Linked DNA regions of Homo sapiens: region 2 is linked to region 1. The links are chromatin contacts, found by Hi-C in ENCODE. All regions are on one chromosome and are shown on one strand. The core of a region is the stretch at or near the end of the contact, and the rest is flanking DNA. Distances in the headings are between cores, read along the strand shown.

Evidence for each region. Hi-C counts contacts between places; a loop is a spot of excess contacts on that map. Pooled maps may share reads with other maps.
Region 2: a loop to region 1 is called in a pooled map, with 4 times the contacts of the local background. The contact joins the promoter of GGA2 here to the enhancer-like site in region 1. A Hi-C loop is called at or near these places in 22 of 37 single-sample maps with no recorded cell type and 5 of 50 pooled maps.

Annotation. Positions count from the first base shown.
Region 1 is chr16:23,320,301-23,327,928 of GRCh38, forward strand. All of the region lies in intron 1 of SCNN1B (sodium channel epithelial 1 subunit beta), which reads left to right. Among named protein-coding and RNA genes, the nearest start is that of SCNN1B, 22 kb to the left of the region's middle. Within about 2 kb of position 4,616, at least 11 of the 41 ENCODE cell types and tissues checked have a DNase peak (open chromatin) inside an H3K27ac peak, as active enhancers do.
Region 2 is chr16:23,506,495-23,514,122 of GRCh38, forward strand. It overlaps GGA2 (golgi associated, gamma adaptin ear containing, ARF binding protein 2), which reads right to left and starts at 4,000. Exons shown (of 17, transcript NM_015044.4): 1 at 3,827-4,000. The coding sequence starts at 3,917. RefSeq lists silencers at 3,687-3,856, 3,927-4,156, 4,227-4,276.

The sequences.
Region 1 (7,628 bases), core at 3,366-5,865:
CTGAGGATTTCCCTTTCTAACAAGCTCTCGGGTGATGCTGTTTCAGCCAATCTGGGGACCAGACTTGGAGAACCACTGCCCTCAGCTCTGCATTGACTCTCCCCAAGGGTTGGGGGGCCCCGCAGTCCACACAAGGTGGGATTTTTACTGTGTCTGAGGCCAGACTCCTTGACACCCAGTTCTCACTGAGGGAATTAGGTCTCAGTTGGCTTCTTCAGTCAACTGTCTCTGACCAGACTCAAGGGGTTTCCTCAAGTTCAAACCCATGACTTACAGACATGATTGGAGTTGTGAGACAGCAAAAGTTCTCGTCCATGTGTTGCAAACCTCTTCCCCATTCCAGGGGGTTCTGATCCATGCAGTTTACAGCCGAGGCCCCCTCTGAGGAGCTCTCACATTAGACACCACCGTGGGCCTCTATACAAACAAATTTGAGCCCCAGGTATGAAGTCGTGGGTAGGCCCTGGCCTTCAGCTTCAGGCCTGGAGCCCCAGGGATGGGAGGGGAAGGCCACACCCCCACAGAGAGCTGTGGCTGCTGCAGCCTCAGGGACGGGGCAGGGCCCTCTCTTGGGTCAGGCTGGGCCCAGAGCCATCTCCTCAACTGCCTTGAACAAGAATGACCACCTAAGCCCCAGCCGGTTTCCCAGAGTCCTTGAACTTGAGAGTGGTGGTGGCCGGATCTAGATGAGTGAGCTTAAGGAGATCAGAGATTATGAATTGCTGAATTCTCTTCCTGGACTTTATTTTATTTTATTTTTTTGAGACAGAGTCTCGCTCTGTCGCCCAGACTGGAGTGCAGTGGTATGATAGCCGACTGCAACCTCCGTCTCCTGGGTTCAAGTGATTATTCTGCCTCAGCCTCCTAAGTAGCTGGGACTACAGGGGTGTGCCACCATGGCCAGCTAATTTTTGAATTTTTAGTACAGACTGGGTTTCACCATGTTGGCCAGGCTGATCTCGAACTCTTACCCTCAAGTGATCCACCTGCCTCAGCCTCCCGAAGTGCTGTGATTACAGGCATGAGCCACAACGCCTGGCCTCCTTCCTGGACTCTCAACAGCATCATCTGCTTGCCTCTGGCTGGGGCTCCCTGTTCCTCTGAAGGCCCCGCCTGTGAGTGGGGGTGTGAGCAGGGCTGGTGTCTGCTGTCCATCCCAGGCAGGGCCATCAAGTCCCATAGGACAAGACAGCACACAGAGCCTGGACCCTGGGAAAGGCAGGGGTATTAGGAGGCTTGGACAGGCCTTCAGGCAAACCCTTGCTCTCTGCTCTCCAGCAGAGTGACCTTGGGCAGCTGTCTATGCTGCAGAGGCAATGACCCCCCGGAGCATTGACTCAAGGATTAAATGAGATGATGGCTTAAAGTGCCATGACAGTTCCTGGCACGTTAGGTACTCCGCGGACGGTGGCTGCTATCATCAGCGTAATAATAGATATTGGACAGACGCAGTGCCTAACACTTGTAATCCCAGCGCTTTGGGAGTCCGAAGCAAGAGAATCGCTTGAGTCCAGGAGTTTGAGATCACCCTAGACAACATGGCAAAACCCTGCCTCTACAGAAAAAATACAATAATTAGCTGGGCATGGTGGTGTGCACCTATAGTCCCAGCTACTCAGGAAGCTAAGGTGGAAGGATCGCTTGAGCCCGGGAGGCAAACGTTGCAGTGAGCTAAGATAGCACCACTGTACTCTGGCCTGGGTGACAGAGTGAGACCCTGTCTCAAATAATAATAATAGATATTAATTATGATGATTTAGTTATGTAAACTGCCCCGACACAAACTCTCTCCCATTCCCTTGGAGCCTTCCAGATACAACAGTTTTTGTTTGTTTGTTTGTTTTATGCCTGAAAAGAACCTATTTGGCTGCAACTGTATTCATTCCCGTATTAAGCCCACATTTAAGTGCCTACAGTGCCAGCCATTGATCTAGGTCAGCACTATCCAACATACATACAACACAAGCCACAGATCGGAATGGCATAAGCAATTTAAAATTTTTTTCATTTTCTCTTTTGAGACAAGGTCTCACTCTATCACCTAGGCTAGAGTGCAGTGACATGATCACGGGTCACTGCAGCCTCGACCTCCCGGGTTCCAGCGATCCTTCCACCTCAGCTCCCGAGTAGCTGGGACTATAGGTGCACACCACCATGCTTGGCTAATTTTTTTTTTTAATTTATATGTTTTGTAGGGACAGGGTCTTGCTATGTTGCCCAGACTAATCTTGAATTCCTGGCCTCAAGTGATCCTCCTGCCTGGGCCTCCCAAAGTGCTGGCATTACAGGCGTGAGCCACTATGCCCAGTCCAGCAATGTAAAATTGTCATAGCCACATTTTAAAAAGTAAAAATAAACAGATCAAACTAATTTTATTAATATATTTCATTGAACCCATATATCCAAAATATTACTTCAACATATAATCAATATTAAAGATGATTTGTGAGTTTTTAAATGCTCAATATGTCTTTTAAAATACTTAATTGTGGAAAATACATGTGTATAGCAAAATTTACACTGTGATCATTTTTACGTGTGCAGTTCAGTGGTCTTAACTCCATCCACATTATTGGTCCTCAGAAAATATTCTGAGGGCTGGGCACGGTGGCTCACGCCTGTAATCTGTAACCCAGCACTTTGGGAGGCCGAGGTGGGCAGATCACCTGAGGTCAGGGTTTCGAGACCAGCCTGGCCAACATGGTGAAATCCCATCTCTACTAAAAATACAAAAAAAAAAAAAATTAGCTCGGCATCACCATGGGCGCATGCCTGTAATCCCAGCTACTTGGGAGGCTGAGACAGAAGAACCACTTGAACCTGGGAGGCAGAGGTTGCAGTGAGCTGAGATCACAGCACTGCACTCCAGCCTGGGTGACAGGAGTGAAACTCCATCTCAATAAAAAAAAAAAAACTGGGGCTACGGAGGAGGGAGGATGACCTCCATTCACAGAGGACTTCTTGGAGGAGGTGGCACTGGAGCTGCACCTAGAAAAAGGTAGAGGATTTGTGGGTAGAGGTAAAGGTTTTGCACTCCAGGACTGAATAACAGCATGAGTGAAAGTGTGGTGGTGGGAATTCCCAGGGTACCCAAGGGCTCCAGCATGTGGTTGCATGGGTATATGCAAATAAGAAGCCTCTCATAGGCACTGATCTCTCTCCATGCCAGACACTGTGCTAGGTGCTTCATATTTACAATTTAATCTTCACATCAACTCAATGAACTCAGTACTATTTTCCCCTCATTTTACAGATGGGGAAACCAGGGCACAGAGAGGGTGAGTAAATTCCACAAGGTCACACAGTGAGTAAGTGACCCAACTGGGGTTTGAACCCAACTTCTTAACCACTACCCCATTGTAAAGGAAAGTGCAAGGAATTAAAGGAGACATCTAGGCTGGGACCAGGTTGCAAGGTGTCTTAGAAGCCAGCTAAGGGTTGAGGGGCCTTTATTCTATAGACACCAGTAGCCCTTGAAAGTTTCTGACAGGAGCATGACATAGACAGCTAAGCCTCAGGGAAGTGCAGGCCAAAGACTGAATCTTTCATTTACCAAGCTGGGAAATTCCCCTTCCAGCATCAGTCCTTTCTAAGGCAATTAAGTATCTAAACTCAGCAACCACCTACACATTTCATCCTTCTTTCTCCCTAATGAATTACAGTAGCCAACCTTCATTCAACAGGATGCTGAGAGCTTTATATGCATTTTAACCCTCACTGAAAACCAAACAAAAACGCAAGGAGGGAGGTACTATTGCTGGCCTCATTTGCAAATGAGACAACTGAGGCTCAGAGAGGTGATGCGATTTTGCCAAGATCACACAGCCACCCAGCCAGTAAGAGATGGGATGAAGATGCCACCCAAGTCTGTCTAACTCAAAAGCTCACTTTTTTTTTTTTTTTTTGAGACAGGGTCTTGCTCTGTTGTCCAGGGTGGAGTGCAGCGGTACAGTCATAGATCACTGCAGCCTGGAACTCCTGGGATCCAGCGAACCTCTCACCTCAGCCTCCCAAGTAGCTGGGACCACAGGCATGCACCACTTCACCCAACTAATTTCTTTTGTTTTTTGTTGTTGTTGCTTTTAGAGATGGTGGTCTCACTATATTGCCCAGGCTGGTCTGGAACTCCTGGCTTCAAGCAATCCTCCCACATCAGCCTCTCAAAGTGCTGGAATTACAGGCCTGAGCCACTGGCCCCTGGCACATTTTTAATAATAATAGGATCATTCCTGTTTCTCAAAGTGAAACAGAGAAAAAGAAACTATAGCTTGTCCTCCTACATAAGCCTCCAAACATTATCAGGTTGACCTTATTTTTCTGACTCTATTCTGGAATACCGCATTTTATTCCCAATGGAACAACCACCTCCCTTCTCCACCTCTACCCATCCTACCCCACCCCACACACACACGCCCCTGGCATCTTTCAAGGCTTGGCAGAAACTACCCTCTCCAAGTTGCCTCCAGCATTGGCAGGGAGGGAGCAGATGAAACTGACCACACTCTTCCCTGCTGGCTGTCAACACACACCACCCATCCTGGGCAAGTGGCCACTTCCATTTCTGGGGATGGGCTTAGGTGCTCACCATTGGCACCCCCCCAAGTCCTCTTTGTCCATTGGGACACAATGACATGGCTCCTGGCATGGGGCCTGGTGGGCAGGGTGTTTTCCTGTGTAATTGTACTCATACAGGGTAAAGCCCGGTGCAGCTGAGTGCTCTGGCAATAAGGAAAGCAAACACAGCAATAAGACTCTGTCAACAAGGGTATGGGAGAAAGGAGCCATCCAGGAAATGCAAGCTCTGGTGCAGCCACCTCCTCTGAAATCCCTCTTTGGTTCACTCCATCCCCAGCAGGACAGGTCCAGAAATTATGAAAAGAGTTGTCAGGCTGCTAGAGACCCAAGGCAGATTTTTCTAGTTGATTGAACGCTCTCCCTTTTGGTTGCTTTTATGTATTTTTCTTTTTTCTTTTTCTTTTTTTTGAGTCTGGAGTCTCACTTTGTCGCCCTGGCTGGAGTACGGTGGTGCGATCTCAGCTCATTGCAACCTCCGCCTCCCAGGTTCAAGTGACTCTCCTGCCTCAGCCTCCCGAGTTTTTGGGATTACCTTCCTGCACCACCATGCCCAGCTAATTTTTGCATTTTCAGTAGAGACGGGATTTCACCATGTTGGCCAGGCTGGTCTCAAACCTTTGACCTCAAGTGATCTGCTCACTTCAGCCTCCCAAAGTGCTGGGATTACAGGTATGAGCCACCGTGCCCAGCCTCTTTTTTGAATTTTTTTTTAAACTATAAAAGTAATACAATTTTGGAAAACAGGTACAAATATCAGAATGCAAGTTGAAATGCGCATCCGATCTTAACTTCTTATACAAACCCCTGTTCTGCCAAATAGTAGAAACTTAATTCCAACCCATCCAGCATCTCCCCAGATCCTTACACCAGGGTTGTACCTAAATTCAAGGAAGGAGGCTGGACATGGAGGCTCACATCTGTAATCTCAACACTTTGAGAGGTCGAGGCGGAAGGATTTCTTTAGACCATGAGTTTGAGACCAGCCTGGGCAACATAGTGAGACCCTGTCTCTAATAAATAAATAAATAAATAAATAAATAAATAAATATAAATAAAAGCCACACAGCTGTAGTCTCAGCTACTTAGCTACTCGGGAGACTGAGGTGGGAATATCTCTTGAGCCAGGGAGTTTGAGGCTGCAGTGAGCTATGATTGCACCACTGCACTCCAGCCTGGGCAACAGAGCAAGACCTTGTCTCTAAAATAAACAAAACAAAAAAATTCTTGGAAGCTTAACTTTTTTTTTTAAGTCTGTATTTCCTGCTTCCCTACAACTATCTTTGCCTAACAATAGATTTTTTCATATACTTAGAATCCTGGTTTTTTTCAAGCAGCATTCTATTATAAGCTTTTTTCCATTTTGCTATTAAAAATTATCTTCTCATTTATTACTTTTATGATGCAAGCAATATATGTTCATTGTAGGAAAGTTACAAAGCACAGATAAACTAAAACAATTTCTTAAAAATAACTCAAGATCCTGCTACCCAGAGATAATCATTATAAACGTTCTGGTTAATGCCATCTGTGTTATTTTTCCTATGCACATAGATGCATATAAACCCACATGGTTTTTTTGTTTTTTGTTTTGTTTCTTTGTTTGTTTTGAGACAGAGTCTCACTCTGTCACCCAGGCTGGAGTGCTGTGGTGTGATTTCGGCTCACTGCAAACTCTGCCTCCCAGGGTCAAGCAATTCTCCTGCCTTAGCCTCCCGAGTAGCTGGGATTATAGGTGTGCGCCACCATGCCCAGCTAATTTTTTTTGTATTTTTAGTAGAGACAGGGTTTCATCATGTTGGCCAGCCTGGTTTCAAACTCCTGGCCTCAAGTGATCCACCTGCCTCAGCCTCCCAAAGTGCTAGGATTACAGGTGTGAGCCACCACACTCAGTCATTATTTTTTATTTTTACAAATTTATGGGGAACAAATGCAGTTTTGCTACATGGATATACTGCCTAGTGGTGACGTCTGGGTTTTCAGTGTAACAGTGTACAGCGTACCCATTAGGTAATTCCTCATTCCTAACCCCTCTCCTACTCTCTCAAGTCTCCAGTGATTATTATGTTCTTTTATTGCTATTGCCCAGGCTGGAGTGCAGTGGTGCAATCATAGCTCACCACAGCCTCAAACTCCCAGACTCAAGCAATCTTCCCGCCTCAGCCTTCCAAGAAGCTGGGACTACAGGCATGCATCACTATGCTCAGCTAACGTTTTTATTTTTTGTAGAGGTGGGATCTCGCTATATTGCCCTGGATGGTCTCAAACTCCTGGCCTCAAGTGATCCTCCCACCTTGACCTCTCAAAGTGCTGGGATTACAGACAGGAGCCACCATGCCTGGCCTAACATAGTTTTTTTAAAAAAACAAAAATAATTGGCTGGGAATGGTGGCTCACGCCTGTAATCCCAGCACTTTGGGAGGCCAAGACAGGCAGATCACCTGAGGCCAGGAGTTCAAGATCAGCCTGGCCAACATGGTGAAACCTCCATCTCTACTAAGAATACAAAAATTAGCCAGGCATGGTGGTGCACGCCTGTAATCCCAGCTACTCAGGAGGCTGAAGCAGAGAGAATCACTTGAACCCAGGAGGTGGAGGTTGCAGTGAGCCAAGATTGCGCCATTGCACTCCAGCCTGGGAGGCAGAGCAAGACTCCATCTCAAAAATGATAATAATAATAATAATAACTAACCATTTTTCTTAATGGCTCCCCAATACCTCATTGTGTGCCTGTATCGTAGTTTGTGGAACCCTTCTGCTCTTGCATGTTTAAGGTTTCTTGCCATGAGTGTCTGTATCCATACAGAGAAGCTGGGCAGAGAGGATTTAGCCATCGCAAAATGTGGTCACCTCTCAAACCAAAATGTGGTGCTTGGCTAGCAGGTGAACAAGAAAATGACAAACCAGGAGCCCTTCTGGCCTCATGACAAGATGGGTCCTCCAAAGGCCAGATGTACACTTGTTTTTCCTTGAAAAGGACATTCACAAAGAAAAGAATAAACAGGAAGGTTTTCCTCACAGCTATGACCACATCTTCTGTCTTAGAGTTTGGGGTC
Region 2 (7,628 bases), core at 2,750-5,249, 190 kb after region 1:
CTGGGGAAACATGGCAGTATCTGGTGACATTTTTGGCTGTTATGACTGGGAGGAAGGGTGTGAGCTTTGGTATCCAGTGGATTTAGCCCAGGGATGCCACTAAACATCCTACAGTGCACAGGTCAGCCCCCACAACACAGAATTATCGGGCCCAAGATGTCACTCGTGCAAAGGTTGAGAAACCCAGCTCTCCGTCCGGGTGGGCCCACTTCGGTTTGCCTCACCAGCCACTCCCCAACGCTTCCCCACCTTCCTCAAGTCCCCTGTTCCACTTGAGCACCCAATACTCAGGTGGCAATGGTGGCACTGACGAACTTGTTTGCATGTGCAATCATCTTGATCTCCTTCGCCAGACAGTCAGAAAAACAAAAGGTGTCCTTCCTCTCTGTGAGGCCAGGTCCCCCTTTTTGCTCTGGCTCTGAGCTCCTTCAGCACCTTCAGGCCCCTCTGCAATGGATGGGACACTGGACCCAGAATGGGGGAGGGGCAGTTCCCCAATGGAACATCAACATGAAGAGGGGCTCACATGTCCCCCTCTCCTTCTAATAATCTCCTTTACTCCTAAATTCCCTCTCGCTATTCTCTCCCCCTCCTTCTACATTCAAGACTCATGAAAAACAGCTGAGGAGGCCACTGGCTGCACCCTCCCCACACATTTATTCTGCCTGGCCTTCCCCAAATTATGGGCCAAAGTAGGCACCAACTTCTGAAAACCCACGATATTTCACTTAAGAATATAGGTTCTAGCCGTTCCTGAAAAACAGGAAGATCTAGCAACTTTGGGACACTGCCCCCAAAAGCTGGAGCTTAATACAATGTATATGCCATGAAAAAAACCATAATAATAAAACACAAATTAGGCCAGGCTCATGCCTATAATCCCAGCACTTCGGGAGGCCAAGACTGGCAGATAACTTGAGGTCAGGAGTTTGAGACCAGCCTGACAAACATGGTGAAACCCTATCGCTACTAAAAATACAAAAATTAGCCAGACATGGTGGCTAATGCCTGTAATCCCAGCTACTTGGGAGGCTGAGGCAGGAGAATTGCTTGAACCTGGGAGGCGGACGTTGCAGTGAGCTGAGATCGTGCCACTGTACTCCAGCCTGGACAAGAATGAAACTCCATCTCTCTCTCTCTCTCTCACACACACAAATTAGCCGGTTGTGGTGGCGTGTGCCCGTAATCCCAGCTACTTGGGAGGCTGAGGCAGGAGAATTGCTTGAACCAAGGAGGCAGAGGTTGCAGAGAGCCGAGATGGCACCACTGCACTCCAGCCTGGGCAACAGAGCAAGACTCCATCTCAAAAATAAATAAATAAATAAATAAAAATACATTTAAAAAAAGCTAGAACTGGGGAGGCTGATGTGGGAAAAATGCTTGAGCCCAGGAGAGGGGTAAGCTGCAGTGAGCTGAGATCATGCCGCTGCACTCCAGCCTGGGTGACACAGTGAGACTCTGTTTCAAAAAAAGCTGGAGTTGAAGAACTGTGTCCTTGGGCAGCCTCAGTTCCAGGCACTCCTTTTATCTCCTCCACCTGAGGCAGCTACTTTCTCTTACTCCGGCTACTTTTTTTTTTTTTTTTTGAGACAGAATCTCGCCTTGTCACCTAGGCTGGAGTGCAGCGGTGCAATCTTGGCTCCACCTCCACAACCTCTGCCCCAAGGGTTCAAGTGATCCTCCCACCTCGGCCTCCCAAGTAGCTGGAATTACAGGTGTGCGCCACCACACATGGCTATTTTTTGTATTTTAGTAGAGACGGGGTTTCACCATGTTGGCCAGGCTGGTCTTAAACTCCTGGCCTCAAAGGATTGGCCCACCTCAGCCTCCCAAAGTGCTGCGATTACAGGCATGAACAGCCTTTTTTTCTAATTTTTGCAACTCCAGTCTAAGCCTTCTGTTCTCCATTGCCTCCTAAAACTACTACCTTCTGTCTCTACTGTTTAACTCAAGGATGTCTCATTAAATAACTGGTTGGTTACCAAATTCAAAGTTCTCTCTTCTCCTTCCTCATTCTCCTCCATCTTTAAGGAGCAAAACTACGTTACAACCACATCCCTCCTTTGCTATCAGTGGGTGCCCCTGCAGGTCTCCCCCTGCCTGTTTCTGCTCAGCCTTCAGTCTTCTCTTCCCATCTGCCTCTTCAATGCTGGGGCTCCCCACGCTCTCTTTCCAAACCTCTGCTCTTAATATACGCAAGCTTCTCCCGCAAGCTCACTGCCAATGAACCAGACTCCCAAACCGTACGTCCCACACTTGCCCTCTCCAGTGCCAACCAGCTGCCTAGAGGGCATCTCTTTTTTGACTATGCCACAAGCACCTCAAACTCCACATCTCAACCTTCTCTGCCTAAACCAGCTCCTCCTCACAGGGGAGGCATCTGTAACCCACCAGTTCCTCGAGCCTGAAACCCGCGATCTAGCCTAGATTTCTCCTTGTCCCCTGTCTGCATTCCAAGGCACCGAGGCTGCTGACTACGCCTGCTCATTGCTTCTCCCTCTCCCCACTGCCTTAGTCCTCCTGCGGCCCCCAACCACCACCAAAAGAGCTTTTTAGCCGCTCTCCCTGCCTGAAGTCTCACCCTCTCCGCCCAATTTAGCACCATATGGCTGCAAGTGACGCCTTTAACAGGCTTCCTTGATCAGATTCTCCGGCTGAAAACTCCCAAACAGCAACCCCGCCCTCGGATAAAACATAAACTCCTTTCTGCAGCACACAAGGCTCTTGAAGATCTCGCCCCAATTAGCCGTGCAGCCCCTTTCCCGGATTCCTGAGCTTTAGGCTTGCACTCCAGCGGACTGACCTACTTGTTCCCGGAGTGCTCCACATTCTCTTGTCCCCAGCTTTTGCACACGCAGTTTCTTCTGCCTGGAATGCGGTCGGCTGTGACGACCCCCAGGTAAACCAACTCCTACCACCACAGGTGAAACGAACGCCCTCCTCCTCCTCGCCAATCCCGTTAGTAAGGTGATGTGACTGCCGGCTTGTACCCACTAAAAAATGTTTTGGTGAGCAAGGACCCTGTGTTATGCATCTCAGTGTTCCTGGCACCTAGCAGAGCTGGGTACAAGGGGAATATTCTTTATCCCCTTTGAACCTCAATCCCTCATTGGTAAAACGGAGATAATAATAACCCCTAAGATGACTGTGAAGCTTACAGGAGACATGCAGAAGAATTCTGGCCAAAGGGTTTGAGCCCAACCAGGGTAACATAATGAGACCCCGTCTCTTAAAGGAAAAAAAAAACACACATATATATATATACGCACACACACACACACGTGTGTGTGTGTTTAAAAAAAAAAGTCTGGCCAAAGTAAACACAAAAGGTAAAAAATTTCTTTTTGACGCGGTAGCCAGATAGAGATCTTTCTCAGCCCCAAACAGACTGCATGTCTTGCACGACTGCGTCTCCTTAAGCCTCAAGGTCCCCGCTTCCGTAGTGGGGTTAATAATAGAAGCCAGCTCGGGGTGGGAATGAGGATTAAGCAGGACTAAGCCGCTGTGAGCACAGTGCCTGGCGCAGGGGAAAGCGCAGGTCACGTAGCCATTGGGGTGGGGGTCGGGGTCCTGTGCTGCTGCTAAGTTGGGGGGTGGGCGGAGGGGGAGGGGCAGAGCTCAGAAGGGGGCCGCTGCCCCGGCGGATGCTTGGGGCTCCTCTCGGGGGACCCCTGGGCGATCTTCCCCACCGCGCCGGGCCCAGGCCCCCTACCCGGCCGCCGGCCTCCCCTGCGGCCGCCCGCCCCGAAGCAAGGCCCCGGGAGGCGGGAAGCGAGGCCTCACGTGCGGCGCAGCGGCTGCGCCGAAGGCCTGCCAGGCTACTCACTGAGCCACAGCTCCAGCGACGCTGCCGGGCCCGGGGGACCCTGGGCCGACTCGGTTCCCGCCACAGCCGCCGCCACCGCGGTCGCCGCCATCGCTCCAGCCCCGACGCTGCGGCCGCGGGCGCCACTGCCTCTTCAGCCGCTGTAGCGTCCTGGCGCTCTCCTCTGCTGACTGCGCGGCAGGAGCGGTGGACACGTGACGGGGCGGGGCCGCTGGCGCCACGCCCACCCCAGGCCCCCCCTCCACGCGGGACCGGCCGGAACATTTCTTAGTCCAGATCCCTCCACCCAGCGCTGGTCTTCTAAGACCACTCACCGTACGGTTGCCAGATAAAATACAAGACGCCCAGTTAAATTTGATTTTCAGAAGAACACGAATAATTCTTTTAGCATTTTTATTTTTTAAGAGACGGGGTCTTGCTCTGTCACTCAGGCTGGAGTCCAATGGCGCGATCACGGCTCACTGCAGCCTCCACCTCCTAGGCTCAAGCGATCCTCCCGCTTCAGTCTCCGGAGGAGCTGGGACTAGGGGAGGGCACCACCACGCCTGGCGTGTGTGTGTGTGTGTGTTAGAGACTGGGTTTCACCGTGTGTGTGTGTGTGTGTGTGTGTGTGTGTGTGTGTGTGTGTTAGAGACTGGGTTTCACCATGTTGCCCGGGTGGTCTCGAACTCCTGGTGTTAGAGACTGGGTTTCACCGTGTGTGTGTGTGTGTGTGTGTGTGTGTGTGTGTTAGAGACTGGGTTTCACCATGTTGCCCGGGTGGTCTCGAACTCCTGGGCTACAAGATCCTCTTACCTCGACTTCCCAAAGTGCTTGCATTTATTTTTTATTTTTCTTTTTTTCTTTTTTTGAGACGGAGTCTCACTCTGTCGCCTAGGCTGGAGTGCAGGGGTGCCATCTCGGCTCACTGCAACCTCCACTTCCTGGGTTCAAGCGATTCTCCTGCCTCAGCGTCCCGAGTAGCTGGGACTACAGGTGCATGCCACCACACCCAGCTATTTTTTTTTTTTTTGTATTTTTAGTAGAAACGAGGGTTCACTATGTTGGCCAGGCTGGTCTCGAACTCCTGACCTCGTGATCTGCCCGCTTCGCCCTCCCAAAGTGCTGGGATTACAGGGGTGAGCCACCACGCCCGGCCTATGTGCTTGCATTTTTATTCACAGAAGGGTTTTCCTGGAACACTTTTTTTTTTTTTCAGATGGAGTCTCGCTCTGTCGCCCAGGCTGGAGTGCAGTGGTGCTATCTCGGCTCATTGCAACCTCCACCTCCCTGGTTTCCTGGAACACTTCTAAACTAACATGTCCTGCATTCCTCAATACTCTGCTTTATTTTCTGCATCACACAGTACACCATCGATGTATTATTTACTTGCTTATTCTGTTAAAAGATAATTTTCCCAAAAAAGTATGTCATGATTATCATAATTATGAAATGAATACGTGTTAAATATTTTATTTAATTACATGAGGGAACCAAGCAGATGTTATAATCAATCCAAAAGTGAAGTCAAAGAAGGGCAAATTTATCTGGAAAAAAAGGAAGATAAGACGAATGTGCAAATGGAGGCAAAACTGGCTTTTCGACCGGGGTGAGAGCTGTCCCTCCAGTGAGCGGAATTTACCTATTTATAGGCAAGAATTATTTTGCATTGGTATCAACTTAACAGAGTTATGAGACTTCTCAAAGACAAAGAAAGGCTAGAACCTGGAAGGTTGTGCTGTCTAGACAACACATAATTTTCCATTGAAGCTGTTGTGCCGTACCCCTATTAACTTCAGTAGGGATGGCACCATGTTTGAAAGGCGGAAGAAGAGACCCAGAGCCACTGAATGAGGCAGGTTTACTGAGGGGACTTACGGGGTGGTCTAGTGGCAGTGGGCTGGACAGGAGGACCACTACCATTTGTAAAGAGCATCAGTTTATATAGTATTTTCAACTAGCACCCTTCCCCTAGCAACCTCCATCTGGCAACCTCAATTTAACCCCAAAGGGCCTTGATCCCCCGTATGGCCTGCGTTCCACAGGATGGGGCCAAGGGTTCAGATGTTCCTCTTAGATAAAGAGTGAACCTCTGGGCTGGCCACTCTGTGATTCTGTAGCTTGGAACTCAGAACACACATTCTTCTTAGACCATAGGTACGTATGCCATACAGAAGCACAAATTCTTCCTTGTAGATAACTGAATAGCAATGGGTGATGATTCTTGTCCACACACAAGCAAATGAATACTGTTCTGGGAACACACAGACTTCTTGTGGAAAAACCAGTTCTGCCCCCACTTGCACATCCATTTCAACATTCCTGATCTATACATGATGTCCATTCTTTGGACTGGTTTGAACATCTCACCAGTTTCCTCATTAAGGAGTTAAAGAAAATCTTTTTTTTTTTTTTTTTTTTTTTTTTTTGAGTCTCGCTCTGTTGCCCAGGCTGGAGTGCAATGGTGCAATCTCAGTTCACTGCAACCTCTGCCTCCTGGGTTCAAGTGATTCCCCTGCCTCAGCCTCCTGAGCAGCTGGGAATACAGGCGCCCACCACCACACCCGGCTAATTTTGGTATCTTTAGTAGAGACAGCGTTTCACCAGGTTGGCCAGGCTGCTCTCGAACTCCTAACCTCAGGTGATCCGCCCACCTCGGCCTCCCAAAGTGTCGGAATTACAGGCGTGAACCACTGCACCTGGCCTAAATAAAATCTTTAATACATATTTATCTCTTGAAGATTCTGAACATCTGGCAACACTGGACCCGGCTTTCCACATTTCAACAAAACCTGGACGTGACTAGAGTCTCCACATGCTACAGGGGGCATGAGCTCTACAGTTTGCCAAGGACCATCCTTCAACTCCTGAAACTTTACTTATTTTAAGCACCTGCAATCCTTTAACATTTTTACATTGTTGGAGCTCAGAAAACCATATCCCAGAGCATGGTGTTTTGGCATAGCGAGTACTTTGAACTCAAAGACAGTGGAAACCCTCAGAAGCAGCCTCAGAGCAAAGGTTCTCTGACCTCCTGCCCGTCTTTCTTCTCCCAAGGCAAGCCACAGAAACTCAATTCCTCTTTCCCAAGATGGGTCAGGGAAACTCAAACCCCTCTCCCCTAAAGCCAGCCACAAAACCTAGACATATTACTCCAGCCTTCCTTTATTTCTGCTTAAGAGTTGGCCATAAAGAAATTCTCAGTCGGGCATGGTGGCTCACACCTGTAATCCCAGCACTTTGGGAGGCTGAGGCGTGCAGATCACTTGGGTCCAGGTGTTCAAGACTAGCCTGGGCAACATGGTGAAACCGCGTGTCTACAAAAAAATACAAAAATTAGCTGGGTGTGCTGGTGTGTACTTGTAGTCCCAGCTACTCAGGAGGCTGAGGCAGGAGGACCACTTGAGCCTGGGAGGCGGAGGTTGCAGTGAGCCGAGATCACACCACTGCACTCCAGCCTGGGCACGGAATGAGACTCTGTCTCAAAAAAAAAAAAAAAAAGAAAGAAAAAAAGAAAAGAAAAGAAAAGAAAAAAAAAGCAATTATCTGAGCTACTTTGTCTGATAACAGGTGGTCATGCCCCCTTATTCCTGCCCTATACCTAGGAAGAAGGAGTGATATACAGGTAAGCCAAGAAGAATTTGGACAGGCCTTGCTGGATCCCCCCACCTAAGTCTAATAGATCACTCATACCATTTTGTTCAATCCTATTTCTACCTGGCTGTTGGTCATCAAACCTAAATATAAAAGTAGACAGCCTTCCCTCGGTCTTTATTTCTGAAAGCTCCCATGTCAACATAAAACTTTTTTTTTTTTGATGAAA